2 separate regions of the Homo sapiens genome follow, and region 1 is linked to region 2. Evidence: chromatin loops called from intact Hi-C (ENCODE). Cell type or tissue: heart left ventricle. All regions are shown on one strand.

Region 1 (8,000 bases), 260 kb after region 2:
TGGCACGCCTGTGTGGTGTGCCTTTTCCCTGCCACAGACTGAAGCCTCACTCAGATCTACAGCTTTTGACTCTTCCTGTCATAGGAGTCTAAGCCCTGCCTGCCGTAGGCAAGTCTGCCCTGAGAAGAGCAGCTTGCTGCCCTGGATTCCTTATAAAGGAGGAAGATCGCACACCTAACCTCAGAGGGGGTCCAATGAGTGGCCCCAGGGAAAGGAAGAAAGTCCTTAAAAGGAGGAAGAGACCTGCTAGCTTCAGCTGCACTCATACACACACAAAAAAAAAGAGAAAGAAAGGAAGAAAGGAAGAGAAAGAAAGAAAGAAAGGAAGAGAAAGAAAGACAGAAAGAAAGAAAGAAAGAAAGAAAGAAAGAAAGAAAGAAAGAAGGAAAGAAGGAAGGAAGGAAGGAAAAAAGAAAAGAGAAAAGAAAAAGAAAAGAGAAGAAAAGAAAAGAAAAAAAAGAGAAAAAGAGAAAAGAAAAGAAGTGAGGCAGCCTGGGATCCCTGACCCTCCCAGCTAAGAAAACAAACCGCCTTGTGGAAGGTGAAAGGGTCAGAGCAGAACAAACCAGAGAATTGTGAGAATCATTGTTTATGTCCGCATCAATAATACTGTCTCTTTGAGTCTCAGTTTCATTATCTTTACAATGAACGTAGCTTCTAGCTAAGATATCCTGGAATTCTTGAACAATCTTAACATTTAAATGGAATGAAATTGTCAGCAGGCTTTGTACAACACTCGTTGTATCTCCAGCAGTGAGTGCTAACCCCCTCTTACAGAGGAGAAAACTGAGGCCCCATGTCACATATCTGGTAGAGAGAAGAGCCCATAATGAACTAGTGGTTCCTGGCCCCGGTGATTCCGGGCCCAGTGCTCTAGGAGGGCAATGGTGGAACAATAGTATTGTTCCTAAACTGCATCAAAGGACATTTGCAAGAATAAGCTCAAAGTGTTGCTATTCCTGTTTTTTTTTTTTTTTAATTGGAAAGCAAGTGAAGGTCAGAAGGGAGCCATTTATTGTACCAGCCTTTTGGGAAATGAAACACTCAGATATATAAGCCCCATGGTGGCCTCATAAAGAGTGCAAAAATCTCTTCTCAAGTCTATAAAAGTGAAGTTAGTTCTATTAACTGGAAAGGAAATCTGTGAGAGAATGTGACTCATTTGTTCTCCACCCATAATACCTTCAAGAACCTGCCCTGTCCCTAATCTGAGTGGGGTGGCTCCCAGAGGCCACATGATGCCCCTCCAGGGCTGATGGGGCCACAGTCACCCGGCTGAGAGAAAATCAGAGTCACTCTTCCACAGGAATTCTACTGAGACTTAGAGAGTACAGCCAAGGAATCTGTGAGCCTGAATCCATGCAACGGCTGTATTAGTAAAAGCTCCTCCGAGGAACACAGTCAATAGGATGTAGTTCATTGTGTATATATATATATGATATAAATATGCATCATGTGTGTGTGGGAGGGGGAGAGAGAGAGAGAGAGAGAAATTTTTTATTAAGAATTGATTCACATGCTTATGGAGGTTGGCTACCAAGTCCCAAGATCTGCAGGTGGCAAGCTGGAGACCCAGGAGAGACCTACCCGAAATCCAAAGGCAGGAAAAAAGGCAATGGCTGACAGGCTAGGGGAAGTCTCTCTTCCTCAGGGGAGGGTCAGCCTGTTTGTTCTATGCAGAGCTTCAACTGATGGGATGAGGCCCACCCGCGTTAGGAAGGACCATCTTCTTCACCCAGCCTGCACATTCACATGTTCCTCTCTTCCAGAAACACCCTCACAGACACCTACAGAATAATGTTGACCAACTCTCTGGGTACCCCATGGCTCAGTCAAGTTGACACATAAAATTAACCATCATCATCACATAGACAGGGGCCAGGTCAGCACAGCCACAGCAGCAAGGCAGAAGGAGGCAAGACTGAGTGAGGAGGCTGCAGGGTTGCTGGGAAAGCTAGCTTCAAGAGAGGAACATGGGACATTCTCAGTGAGAAATGGAGATGAGAGACAGACAGGGGTACCAGAGACTGGGAGCCTTTCCAGTGCACAAGATTCCCCTTTATCCTTCCACTCCCCAGTTCTAAACTGAACTGCTTTGAGTGGGTTTCTCTTTTGGATAACTGAACAACCTCTGATTAGAACAAGAACATCGTGGATCTCCTTGAATTTTATTCTCTAACTTTAGCCCAATTCTCTAATTTTAGACCAGCCATTTATCAAGCAATAAACTATACTGCATGTCATGTACTGCCAGGTTAAATACCACATACTCTTCGTTCTTAGATCATTTACATTTATGGTTTTGACTTCTTGCAAGCAACCACGTGCTTAAAATATTTCCATGAGGGTTTGATAAAGTATTTTGATCTGTAAGGCTTAGGTTTAATGAGTGAGCTACTCAATTCCTGAGGGGTCCCATCCATCTGCCCAGCATCCACATCATCATGCCTTTTTTGTTTTCTACTCACTGTTCTTTCAGCATTTTCTGGGGGATGTCAAATGTTAAGAGGTTTTCCTTAATTTGAGAATGTGTGACGGCCCAGTCTGAATGCCTTGCAAAAAGCATAGGTCTACTATACAATGTTACTGACATAACTTTTAGAAATCTCTGTCTCTTCTCCTATGAGCTCTTTGAAGGACATGACCCATGCCTTACACAATTTTGTGGCCCTTATACCTTGAATACAGTACCTGGGACCTCATAGGCAAGCAATGCATTTTTTGGTTAATTCTCTCAAATAGTTCTCATAAAAAGCCCACCAAGTAGATCACATTATTCCCTGTTGCATTAATGTGTTTAAACTAAGCGATGCTACAACAATGTACAACCCCAAAAATCTAAGCATTTGCCTCAACAAAGGTTTGTTTCTCACTCATGTCACACATGTATGATGGGTCAGCTACAGCCCTTGTCCATGCCTTCTTTGCTCCAGGACTCAGTAACAGAGAGAAATGGAGATAGCAGAACCACAATGTCTCTTAAAGCATCTATACAATAGTGGCACAATTCCTCATACTCACTTTTGCCAGCCAAAGTAAATCTCACAGCCAAGCCTGACGTCAATAGGGCAGGGATATATAGTCCTTCGCCAGCAGGAGGGAGGGGTGCCAGAAATCACATGGCCACACCTAGTACAATGCGACAAGGATGCATAATCTTCCCCCAGAGACAGCAAAATGAGAGTGCTAGTACTACACAGCACACCGTCTCCTAAAGAAACTGAGGGGAAGCAATCCGCCTGATCAAGTAGCTCATTAGTGGCAGAATCAGCCTTTAAACATCGTCAGACTCCAGGTTTGAGGATTCCTTCCAGCACACCACAGCTGTTTCTAGGTCTCACTCTGGGACAGAGGCACCTGCCCTGATCCACGCTTTCTGCCACTCTCCAGGAATATTCACGTCAAGATGTCCCACTCAAACATTTGGCCCTTGAATGTTTTATTCATAAGGATCATATGTCCAAAGGAATCTAAGCAAGCCAAGTCAGACAAAATTAACAAGCGTAAATTAAGGAATGTAATAGAGCCAACATTGAAATTCTCAGTAGATGGAGTCATTTAAAACATTTTTTTAGTTTAACCAGACTGAAGATCAAAAGGGGGTTGGTGGCACCTGAGAAGAACAAGAAGCTGTCACCACCCCTTGCCCCGGGAGCAGAAGAGAGATGAATGACAGCGCTGTCTGCTTTCAGCACTTCAGCGTGGCGTCAGCTGTGTCTCTCTGGCCATTGGTCAATTGCATCCTGCAGTAGCTGGAGTGAGGGATCTGGGGAGGACAGGGACTAATGCCCAGGAAAAGCCTGGCACCAATCATTTCAAAAGGGTCTTAACCATGACCTGTTCAGCATTTCCAGAGTTAATTAGTCCCATCACGACGAACATCACCCAGTCCCAAATGGGCACCCTGGTTGCCTGTGGTAAGTGACTTATTTATTTGCCTCTCTCTGGCCAGCAAGTAGCTTTGTTCAAGAAAAAAAAAAAAAAAAAAAAAAAACCTGACCACATACAGATCCTCAATCTAGAAAAGAAATCAGAATTCACTGTTTTTTCTGAATCACTTAATTTCCCTTAAGTTGAATAGATGACATGTTTGGCCTTCAGACGGTGTGGATTATGAAAAGTCAAGCACTCTAACACTTGGCAGCAGAGGCTTCATGGAATACCTACTCCCCACCTCTGCCAATAACATTTTTAAGGAGATTCGGTTTGATTAAACTATACAAGGTAAATAATGAATCCAGCCTGCCCAGGATATATCAGGTTGCATAGTGTGATGAAACACATACCATCCTGAATGTTCTTCCAAAAGAACATGTACAGAAAATGCTGTCCTTCTGCCAGAATACAGGCTCCTTGCCAACCCCCACCACTCTCCACCTTGAGACCAAACACTCAGCAAGCTGAAGCTTGCAGGCCACGGTGACTGGCTCCATGCTGCCTTGGGAAGCCCTACATGACCTCTACATGGTCCTTCTTCAGTATGTGAAGTACAGAGGCAACACCAGGACATTTTGAAGGGCAAAAGAAGGTTCAATGGGGCAATTTCCAAGGCATCTTGCTCCACTGCTGGTAAGCAATTAGCAGGCTTTCTACAGGGACTTCTCAAAAGAGGATCCAGAAGGCAGGCTCAGCATTGCAGCCTGGCTGCAGGCCACAGTGTGGCAGACGCATGTATTCATGGGCATGTCAAATACATCACTTCAATACGAAATTCATAGGCCCAACATTCATCTGCGAGATTGAACACTGGGTAGCTCAAAAGCTAGTCTTCTGAAAGCATCCTACAAAACACCCGAAGTTGCCGTTCCAGAATTGCTATAATTTCACGACTGTGCAAGCTGTACTAGTAGTACACAGGCAAAGGGATAGAAAAAAGATTATATTAATGCTCAAGGGGGAAAAGCAAGATTATAAAGGACTTAGCAGAGCTATGTTCTGATAATAAACCAAGAGCATTTAGGACCCAACCTAGAAAAAAATGGATTTACAGCCGAAGTCTTTCCTGTTTGGGGCTACAGCATCATTCTGTCATTCTAACCACATTTATCCTGAACCTCCCCCCACCACCCGCTGCCCATGTGCTGGCCACCGTGCTGGGATCAACAAAACTGAATGAGACACAGGACCTGATACTGGGGAGCTGACCATCTAGCAGGTGACGTATGGATGGATGAAGCATCTTAGGACATCTAAAGAAAGAGATCACTCCTCCATACTGGTAAGTCCACAGACAGCTTTACGGAGACATTTGAGTAAAGTCCTAAAAAGGGGCAGGGATGCAGCCATGTGCAATGGGAAGAAAATAATTCATCAGCTGTGACCATGAATGTAGATAGAGATGTTTGGGCCTCATCCAGATCCCCTCTCTGCCCTGTGGGGCTCCCATCTCCTGGCTGCTGAGAATTTGGTTGTTCTCTACCCACAGCTGCTCCCCTTTTCTGGAGGTTTGCCCTTGGCTGACCAGAGCACCTCAGCGGGGAGGTTAACCGCACTCTGCCTCTGAGGATGGCCAACAGCCAGTGATGGCACAAAGGGCCAGCCCCCTGGCCTCAAGACAGGCACAATTCTGAAGTGGGCTCATGAAGAGACTACCCAATCCCCCCAGTGGACAGAGCTGAGGTTAATCTCCACCTGAGACCTGATCTTCGCTGAGTTCCTTCCCCTCTTCTATCTTGCTCCTCTCACTCCCTAGTCGATATTTCCTGAGAACACCTCTTCAGTAAAGCACACACATCCAAATCCTATCCAAGGCTTTGCTTCTAGGAGCCCATCCTAGAAGGCAGTAGGCCCCTGGCTTTCCCTCATTCAGCTGCACAGTTGCACTAACAAGGAATTCCTGAGGTGGCCTTCTAGCACCTCTGTAAGCCCCCTATCCTACTCCACCCTTACCCCTCTGCTTCACCCGAAACTGACCCCTCACTCTTTCCCCACCTCATGTCTTATTTTTGTTAGAAAAGCTTACTCCCCACTTACCCATTTCTTTCAAGATCTAACTCTAGTTTTGCTTATTCCAAGGTTTCCCATGCTAGACTCTACCCATGCCCCTTACGTGTGTATTTTTTAACCACTTAAGAGATGTGCCAAAGCATGTATCAATTTTTATTTTTCAGACAATTGAATCAGAACTTAGTCATCCAAATAGATGTTGCCACTTTGAAAATATTCATCTTGGGGGATTAATCACTTCCTTCAATGCAACCACTGCCCATCATAATTTAGGGATTCCTCTTTGTGGTTTGCCCTCAGTGTATGCATCACCCACTGTTGAACACGGTAGCCTACAGCAATGTCTCAGAGGTTTTAGAACATCATTCAGAACCATGACTGGTGATTGCAGGTTACTAAGAGCACATACATAGATATTTTGTAGTTCCACAATTTACACATCTCCAGCTGTCCCTTGTTGAGTGAAACCCTTTCTCTCATTATGCTGCTCTAAATCCAACCAATTCCAGTGATGGCAAATGGTTGCTCTGTGAAAGTGACTTTTCTTTCCTCTTTGAGACATTTGGATCCATGCCTGATGAGTAATGTAGGTACTGATTCATTCATTCAACAAATATTTATTGAACACTTTCCACATGGCAAGCCCTGTGCTACAAGTGAGGCTGTAAAATCAAATAAAACATGGTTTTTACTCACATGAGGTTTAGAGTCTATCTGAGGAAAATAACAAGTCAATTGACAATGTAGTATAGTTCAGTAAATGCTATAGAGAGATACACATGGGTCTACGGAAGAGAGAGGAGTAAAGGGAGGCTGGAGGAGCAGGGAAGCTTCTGGAGGCTATGTTTTAAAGGGTGATTCAGAGTTTTCTAGATAAAGAAGTTTGGTGGGGTCAATGAGTAGAGGGACTGCTGGTAGGAAGGCATAGATAGAATTCTGAAGCAGAGAAATATTTGAGACACTTCCCGTGAAGGGTGGATTTGGCAGAATGAGCATAGACAAGAGAGGTGGTCAGGCTACTGAGAGGCCAAGAAGGGTTTATCTCCAGAGGCACAGGAAAGCCACTGAGGGATCAGACTGGGGTAAAAACCAACCAACAAACCAAACCCATGTAGCGTGACTAACAACTAATGAGTCATTTTAATGTGTGTGCTCAGTACTTCTGCACATGTGCCATCCTGATGAATCCTTCAACAACTCTATGAGAGACACATGACTATCCTCACTTTCCAGAGGAGGAAACAGAGACTGGGAAAGTTTACTAACTTGCTTAAGATCACACAGGTAGTAAATAGCAGAGTTGGGATTCAAATCCTCGACTCCAAAGCTCAGGATGAGCCTCTAAAAGAAGTCCAGCAAAGGATACGAACAAATACGTCATGTTAAAGGAAAAACTTCAACCGCATTAAATTTAAAGGAGTTTAATTGAGCAATGAATGATTCATGAATCTGGTAGCCCCCAGAATCACAACCAATTCAGAGAGACTCCAGGGGTGCCTCGTAGTCAGAACACAAATTTATAGACCAAAAAAAGGGAAGTGACATACAGAAATCAAAGGTGACATACAGAAACAGTTGGATTGGTTACAACTCTGCATTTGCCTTACTTGAACACAGTTTGAACACTCAGCAGTGTATGAGTGGTTGAAGTATGGCTGCTAGGATTGGCCAAGACTCAGCTATTGTTACAGGTGCATACTCCTAAGTTAGGTTTTCAATCTTGTCTACCTATTAAATTGGTTGCAGTCTGTCCACAAGGACTCAAATATGGAATATATTCTCAGTCTATATTTAGTTTGCTTTAACAATCATTTAAAAGAGAACTTTAAATTCTACATAAATTTACAATGTTCAACTTAGGCACAAGTCAAAGCATTGGAAAGTAAAGCAATAATACTGAATCATTATATACCCATTTAACTAACAGAAAACCTTAGTCATTATGTGCAATGCTGTCTACTTTGCATCACTCGACTGGTATTAATATATTGATGGTCATATTGTAAATGGTCATACATCTTTTGGAAAACAATATAATAATATATACCAAAAGT
Region 2 (8,000 bases):
AGTGAGAGAGCGTGACTGTACAGAATAGCTATTGTTTTTTTGTCTAGCATCTGTTCCTTTGGAAGAGAGTCACCTGTCTCTCATTGCCTGGCCCACTCACACAAGGGTGGACAAATGACCCAAACTCAACCCATTACAGTACCCATCCCTGGTTCAGGTGGGCACATAATCCAAGCAGTATTCATCAAGCTTCTTTACTGAAAATTCACATACGCACGCCCAGACATAGAATTTCTTCTTCTTCTTCTTCCTCTTCTTCTTCTTCTTCCTCCTCTTCCTCTTCCTCCCCTTCCCCTTCCCTTTCCCCTTCCCCTTCTCCTTCCCCTTCCCCTTCCCCTTCTCCTTCTCCTTCTCCTTCTCCTTCTCCTTCTCCTTCTCCTTCTTCTTCTCCTTCTCCTCCTTCTCCTCCTTCTTCTTCTTCTTCATAAAAGGATGTAGCTTTGCGGCTTCCAGAGGCCATCTTTCCTGGTACATGGAGAACACCTGATCAATTAAGCCAATACTTACAGGAAAATGAACAAGAAGAAGGGGAAACAGAGCTGTATTAATATTGCTTGAGCCTCTAACAGTCTAGAGCCTACATCCCCCTGTGTCTGAAACCAGTTTACCGATGGACTTTAGAGTTATACATGCCAATAAGTTTATTTTTGCTTGAGCAAGCTTGAGTTAGTTTTTAGTCACTTGGGACTGAATGATTCCTGATTATGAAACCAGGTAAAAATGACGGCAACCTGAGCCAAGGTTGTAGGGGACGGAGAGGATGGTTTAGGCAAAGTTAAGGAAACCACCCAGGAATTGGAGAGAGAGAGGCTATGGAGTGGAAGGGGAAAAAAATCAACCAAAATGATGCCCAGATCCTTTGTTTCAGTGAATAACAATGCCACCTTATAAGATGTTGAATATAAGAAGAGAAACAATTATTTTGGGAAAGAGATACACGTTTTAATTTATTGGGTTTTATATATTTGAGGGATGTCCAGTTGAAATTTTCAAGTAAACAATTAAGATTTTCTATAACCCACTCCCTGAAATACGTGCAACTTATAAAACCACATGATGGTAAGCATCTTAAAAGTCTTCCCATCATATTACTCACTTGATACTTTAATTCCTTCTGTTGAACATTTATTAAGTGCCTGCTGGGATCATGTACAGCGCTAGGAGGAAAGTCACAATATGTTTTCACAGCTTGAGTTCTCCTGAGGTTCACAGTCTAGCTGGGGAGACAGACATGACACCTCCATAGGCTGAGTGAGAAGAGCTACTAGTGGCACCTACAAAGTACTGAAGACACACAGAGGTTGAACCTTCCAGCTGTGGGCCAACAACTCCTGATCAAAAAGGTTGTGCAGTTTCTGGTTTGGTAAGTAGATTGGACAATATATCTTCTTCTGGAGTAGCCTTGATTTCCTTTGGGATAACTAGATTTATAGGCAGTTTTATTGTATGTTGAGTCAATTCTGTCTCCCACTGGCTTCACATGACATGGTTTTTGGTGGTTTTTAAAGTAGGTTTTATCAGTATATAAAGTTATCTTATCAACTTTGTATTTGTCTTTTGTTTAGCCATTAAGTAGTCATCCTCATGTGAACAGGGACCTTGTCTGTTGTAGCCATCATTTATCCCCAGCACCAAAATTAGTGACTGAAACAAAGTAGGCACTCAATAAACATTTGCTGGTGAGTAGCTTCTAGTGTCTAGTCCATCATCATCTTAGTAGATCTTTTGGGAAGGCATTAGTTTGTCTGTGACCCGACTAATGTGCAGTGTCCACTGGAGAATACGACACTCTGAGATCACTAGAAACATCACAAAATATAAAGGAGTGGTTGCCAATTTGCTCTGGTTTCATATATCTATATTATGCAGTCCAAGATTGCACTGGTCTTTTGGGGAGCTATGTCACATTGTCACCCTCTATCGGTCATCTCAAACCATTAAGTTTTTTTTCATGAAACAGTTGCTAACACCATAGCTTCCTATTCTGGAAGAGGATTCTTCTTCTGTTGCTGGATTCTTACATTTTTTGATCTTGAATTTAGAATACCACATACATCTCTGAGAAATTTAGCCTAAAAAATGCCTGCCTGGCTTTTGCTTGTGATTCTGTTGTCCAATCTTTAGTTCTTCCTGCTTTCTAGCATTGGCATAATTAAAGAGCCTGTAGCCTCCCAAAGGTCAGGCTTTCTGCGTTGCCTGTGCTCCCAGCACATGGACTGTCATCAAGAGCATCCTCAGTTGAATGTTTATTGGGCAAATTTCTAAAGGCATGCCTTTTATATTTCTTTCAAGTTATTAATTAAAATGTGAAAAAAGAACAGAATGGTTTAGCTTTCTACTGGAAATGTCCCTCTTTTGGTATCTATCTATCTATCCCAAATCCAGCACATTTGGGTTCAGTTCATTTTTTTCTCCTTCATCTTTCAGGAAATTTTGCTATCATCTAGATACACTGCATTTATACTACAGTACCAATTTCAATGAAAGAAATGAGTTTAGACTGACATAACCTAATATTAAGAAACCCATACAGGCTCCAGGTGATCACCAGTTACTCTTCCATGGCCCCCAAACCCACCACTTACGGGCAGATGTTACATGATCTCCCTGGTGGACACTCTGGTAGGGAAAGAATTTGTAGGAATCAATTGTGAAATTGCATTGACCTTTCTTTCACATTGCCACAGCAGTCAAGGATGTGTGTGGGGAAGTTGAAATAAAGAAGCAGCTACAGAAAAAAAAAAGAAAGAAAACAAAAACCTTAGAGGATGTATTTTTAAAGGATGTAATTTATGTGTCTATTTTGGGGGTACATAAATTCTCATCTTGTTTAGAAAAGCATCACATATCCAGTGCATATCCAAAATATGCACATTGATTATTTATAATGGGCAATGTTCAAGATGGAGCCTTCCTCCCCTCTTTAAGCCAAAGGGTTATTTGGGCCAAGAGGGTGCTGAGTGGAGGAAGCAGGAAGTCAGGGTGGGAGTTCACTATGCTCCATAACCCCTTTGAGAGCCCCATCGAGTTAAGAAAGCATTGGTTACATCAGCACTGCTTTTTTCTCTATTTATGTCACGGGTAGTGATTCTGGAACACTGTGAAGGGCCTTCCTTAGATTTCAATGCCCTTTTAAAACCAAAGAGCAGGTGGCAATGGACCAAGCCAATAGCCACTTTCAATACAAAACAGCATGGTCCTTTGGTCTTGAGTGCCTTCAGCCAGAATCCATCAGCATAAAGAGCCACATTTCCATGAAATATACAGGATATTTAATAGCAATCAATGTATTTCCTACATGATTTATGGCTGCCCCTTTTCTATGGATTTTGGCAAGAAGATGGGAATTCAGATGTGGCTATGTATGGGGCAATTCAACAGGCTTGGAACATCATTTTGTTGAAGTTAATTTGAGGAGGCTGTCACTTGCCTCAAATCTGTGGCAGTTAGGATGTTTGTTATTACATCTCTTCTCTCCATACTCTGTAAACTATAATAAATTTGATTAAAGTGCAGATACCTCATGGAGATGTTATTTTTGCTCATAAAGAGTCTTTCTGACACTCTTAAATGGCCTTAAAAATGAACCTAAAATGTCATTTTGGGGATTTGTAAGGCATTAGAGAGTTGCATCCATCTCTTTCTCCTTCCCTTCTTTCTTTCTCTTTAGAAGTGCTTAGAAAAGCATAGCATCTTGGGGTCAGAATATCATTATAAAGCAAATTACTGCTAAAATGACCTAAATGCCAACCTCATAGTCTTAAGGAGTCCTTTCCTTACACTGTGTGTTGAACTGATTGCTTGAAAATAACTAAATCGTCCGGGAGCTTTCAATCATGTAATGCCTCATAGTTCTTCTGGGGACAGAGACTGAATGTGGCTACTTTGCAGAGCATGACGTTTAATGATGCCAAGTGTCTTGATGAGTACTGTTTGATGAATAATAATAATAAATAATAATAATACCCCACAAGCATTCGCTGACTGATGCATTTAAGGACTCTGAAGAAACTCCTGATGCATCAATTTCACTGCTTCTCTATTTCTCCACCAGATGGCAGAAGAAGGGCCAGGATATTGACCCTGAAATTTTTTTTGATTCTTAGATATTAAATATGAGATGGTATCAAAGGTTGGAAGTGAACATTTAAATATATTCCCATAAATTTATGTTTATTATAAAATCATAAAGCCATTTATGATTTATTATTTATTATTTCATTATAAAATATATTTCCTACAGAGAAATATCTTGAAATAAATAAAGGGTGTGGAAAACTTTGATACTGTGTCAAAGGTTAAAAGTTAAGCCAGGCATTTTAGACCAGGGGATGTATTAATACTTTCTCTGATATCCTTACGAAATGGGCAGTGGGACAGAGAACCACTTAGTGAAAGTTTTTTTACCCATCCTCCTTTTGCACCTGGAAATGTAAATAAGAAAGATGTATGGATATAAAAGATGGTGTTTTATCCAATGCTGCAATGGCTCTGGGCCTTATAAGAATTGCATTCCCTGCCAGACACAGTGGCTCACGCCTGTAATCCCAGCACTTTGGGAGGCCAAGGCAGGCGGATCACGAGGTCAGGAGTTCAAGACCAACTTGGCCAATGTGGTGAAACCTCATCTCCACTAAAAATACAAAAATTAGCTGGGCATGGTGGCCAGTGCCTGTAATCCTGGCTACCTGGGAGGCTGAGGCAGGAGAATCATTTGAACCTGGGAGGCAGAGGTTGCAGTGAGCTGAGATCGCGCCACTGCACACCAACCTAGGTGACAGGGTGAGCCTCTGTCTCAGAAAACAAACAAACAAAAAAAACAGAATTGCATTCTGTACTCCTATCCAGTGTTATTTTGAGGATAAACTCTTAAAATTTATCTCACAGGGTAAAGTGTGTAAGAAAATTAAAAGGGGTAGTCAGGGACCTGAGGGCCATCAGCCAACACAAAGAAGAGTCTGAATTCTTAGAGCTGGTGAATGTTTAACATCTTGGCATTGTTCAGGGTTGCCCAAGTTTATTTAGTAAGTTCTTAAATAAATGGAGAAGAATGTTTTATTACTCTCATATAAATGGATTTAAAAGAGAGATCTAAAAAAGACAGTTTGTTTCAGCCAGAAAACAACTTCATTCATATTCTCATTGGTATTTCTCTCATCCATATCTAAAAACCAAAGCACTTCTCATGGATTTACATAGTCTGTCTTTTGAGATAAATGGTCATTAGATGACAATTTAGAGAGAAAAGGAGTGAGGTGAAAGAGATTGTTTTGAGAGTATCCTTTTTAGGCAATAACATGCATACTAGGAATGAAAAATTAATTTTAAGACAGTGGTTTTAAGATTTCTTAATCCATATTTGAGTAGTATATTTTAGGAAGTATATACACACATATGATATTTTACTGCACAGCCTCTGGGTTTTCTGAGGCCCTGGCTTAACCCTTTTCTAGTTGCCATGGCTACGAGGACACAAATACAACATCCATACCATGAGCTGGATCTATGAGGAAGAATTTCCAACTGTATACATAGTATGTGTATTTGACCCAAGCTTTTCAGAAAGAATTTGACACAATTTTAAATGTAGTAAATTGTCTGTGTGAGTCATACAATGGAAATAGCGTATGCAGCTAGGAAAATGTAGTCTCATAAATGAACCAAGGGGAAAATAACATTGGAACCCCGTTCTCTCTAAAACCTCCATCTTGCCTTCCCTCATCTCTTCCTGATGTAAAGAATGTCATAGAAAACTTGAAGAAAATCATTCTAAGCTTTTATTTTTTTCTTTTTAAAGTTCAAGCCTAAAATAAATGATTATTTTCAAGCAAATCATAAATCTGTAATCTGAGATACTGGTCTTGCAAAAACACTTCAACGCTTCCAATTACTGGCTGTAAACTGCTTTTCTAAAAACCCTCTTAAATGTTCACTCTGCATTCTGAAAGAAGAACACAGACTGAAATTTCATCGCCATTTGCTCTGATTCCTAACTAAGGTGCTCCTCACACAGAATCTCCAGGAAGCAGAGATGGATGGGTAGATTTTACAATGGAGAGAGGACCGGTCCACTCTCAAAGTTCCATCCTGGACATTGAATAGCATCTTGGGAGGAACCAAAATGGGATCCCACTCTGGGTAAGACATGATAACACCAGCAGTGAGATTCCTGTGGATAGGGGAGTTTTCTTGGGCAGGGGTGAAGAGATACAGAAGAAAAGCAGGGAAGTGTGAATGCTAGGGATACAAAGAGAAGCCCCGGCAGGGAGCCTCACACAGATGCTTAATAAATGCTTTTTGATTTGACTGAATGATCAAAGTGTGGTGTTAGCGTCAAGCAGTCTTAGCACCATCGCATATAAATGCCTTTGGCAATCCACATGTCGGTTTATCTGGGGGCGGGGGTCAGGCTGTCGGAAGGGATGCTGTGCCCTTGCTTGATGTGAGTGGGCAGCCAGGGCCAGCCGTGGGAAGGGATTGAATCGTGGCGTCCTGTTCTTGCAACAGCCACATTCCTCATCGGAAGCTTGTACTGAGTGTTTGTCCTGCAAGCAGGAGCAGTCTGGGTGCATTTTTGAGATTCTGTGGGAGTTGCTGCAACTCAGACCCTCGGTTTTCTGATGTCCAAAAGAAGGGCGATAGTAAACAAGTAATAAGTAATAGTATTTGTTTATGTACATAACTTAACTCATAAAATCGTGCGATGATTTTAAAAAAAAGCTTTAAACAGCAGATATAAAAAGATAAGGTCCTTTTCATCAGAGGGTCCTGCTAGAATCTTTTCAGGAGGTAGGAGGCGGCATAGCTGAGTGGAAAGAATGTTGACCTGATGGGCCAGAGAAACAAATTCATTTCCCAGTTGAGCATAAACAGTTGTGAGACCTTGAGCCTCTCAGCCTTTCTGGGTTCCAACTTTCTCATCTGCAAATTTAAGGTGCTGGTCTAGAAGATCTTCCACTTCATGTTTTATTATCCTACAGAGAATTAAGAAAGGAATTGAGAGCCTAGTTTCCCTGGGGAGGTCAGTTTTACTTCTGAGGCCCTCAGATAGCCCTCTAGACGTCTGGCTAAAGGACAGAGGCATTTACATTCACATTTTCAGGTTGTATTTGGGAAATCGGACTAAGGAACAATACATTTCACATGCTCAGAAGCACAACCCCAGGTTAAGAAGGAGAGGAAGGCACTGCCTTACAGCAAACATCCACCTTATCTCGACCCCTAACCTCTCCTGGCCACATACCCCTGTCTAGATGAGCCACTCGGGATGGCCAGTGACCAAATAGCATGTGCAAAAGGAGTGGGGACTGGTGGGTAGTGGGGAGGAGAAAGAGAGAAAAGACTTTTCTGGACCCGTGGTAAATATGATTTCCTTGGTACTGAATGGAAAAGAATAAGCACTGCTTTTGATTACTCAAGTCCAACTTTCAAGAGTTTCAACAACTTCAGTGGGAAAAAGTATGCATATGTGTGTATGTATGTAATGTATGTATATATGTGTGTATATGCATATACATGCACAGACATATGTATACACAACACATAAATACATATGTGTGCAAAGCATATATATATACACATACACCTGTATGTTTATAAATTTATATTAAAAATCTTAGGAATGGCCTCATCTTCTCACCAGTGGTCTCTTCTCTCTGTTTCTACATCTTAGTCTCTCCCCATAAGACATATACCCAGTGAAATTCAGACTGAAATGTACAGAACTCTCTTCTAGATATTCTTCTTGGTGCAAACACTCCCTCGGTCCATATCCCTGTCCTTGTGCCCCCATCATCATAAAAAACAGGGACAGAATTTGAGAATTCTAACAGTTTGGGAAACTGTAAATGCCCACCCTTTTTGCATTTGCCACTGTTTCCATGACAAATTTTTTTCTCAGGAGAAAAGAACATTTCTAAAAGATCAAAATTAAATCACTTTGCAGACTCAAAAAAGGATGGTGGCTCTGGGGAAGTATTAACATGAAATAACACTATTTG

The links. Hi-C counts contacts between places; a loop is a spot of excess contacts. Peaks named below come from ENCODE experiments on the same cell type or tissue, not always from the same donor. Only the 100,000 strongest peaks of a DNase experiment are listed, where the experiment ranks them.
Region 1: it touches region 2 in a loop (3-fold over the local background); 10 of 110 quality-filtered maps call a loop at or near these places.

The regions. Positions count from the first base shown.
Region 1 is chr13:44,306,874-44,314,873 of GRCh38, forward strand. LOC107984552 (a long non-coding RNA gene) reads left to right here and starts at 4,369. Exons shown (of 3, transcript XR_001749973.2): 1 at 4,369-5,218. RefSeq lists enhancers at 1-250, 1-449, 5,095-6,294. In heart left ventricle, no CTCF peak of the experiment used is centred here; a DNase peak (open chromatin) is centred at 3,698; H3K27ac peaks cover 1,859 bases.
Region 2 is chr13:44,046,599-44,054,598 of GRCh38, forward strand. No RefSeq gene overlaps it. Among named protein-coding and RNA genes, the nearest start is that of NRAD1, 28 kb to the left of the region's middle. In heart left ventricle, CTCF peaks have their summits at 1,912 and 4,051 (motif pointing right); no DNase peak of the experiment used is centred here.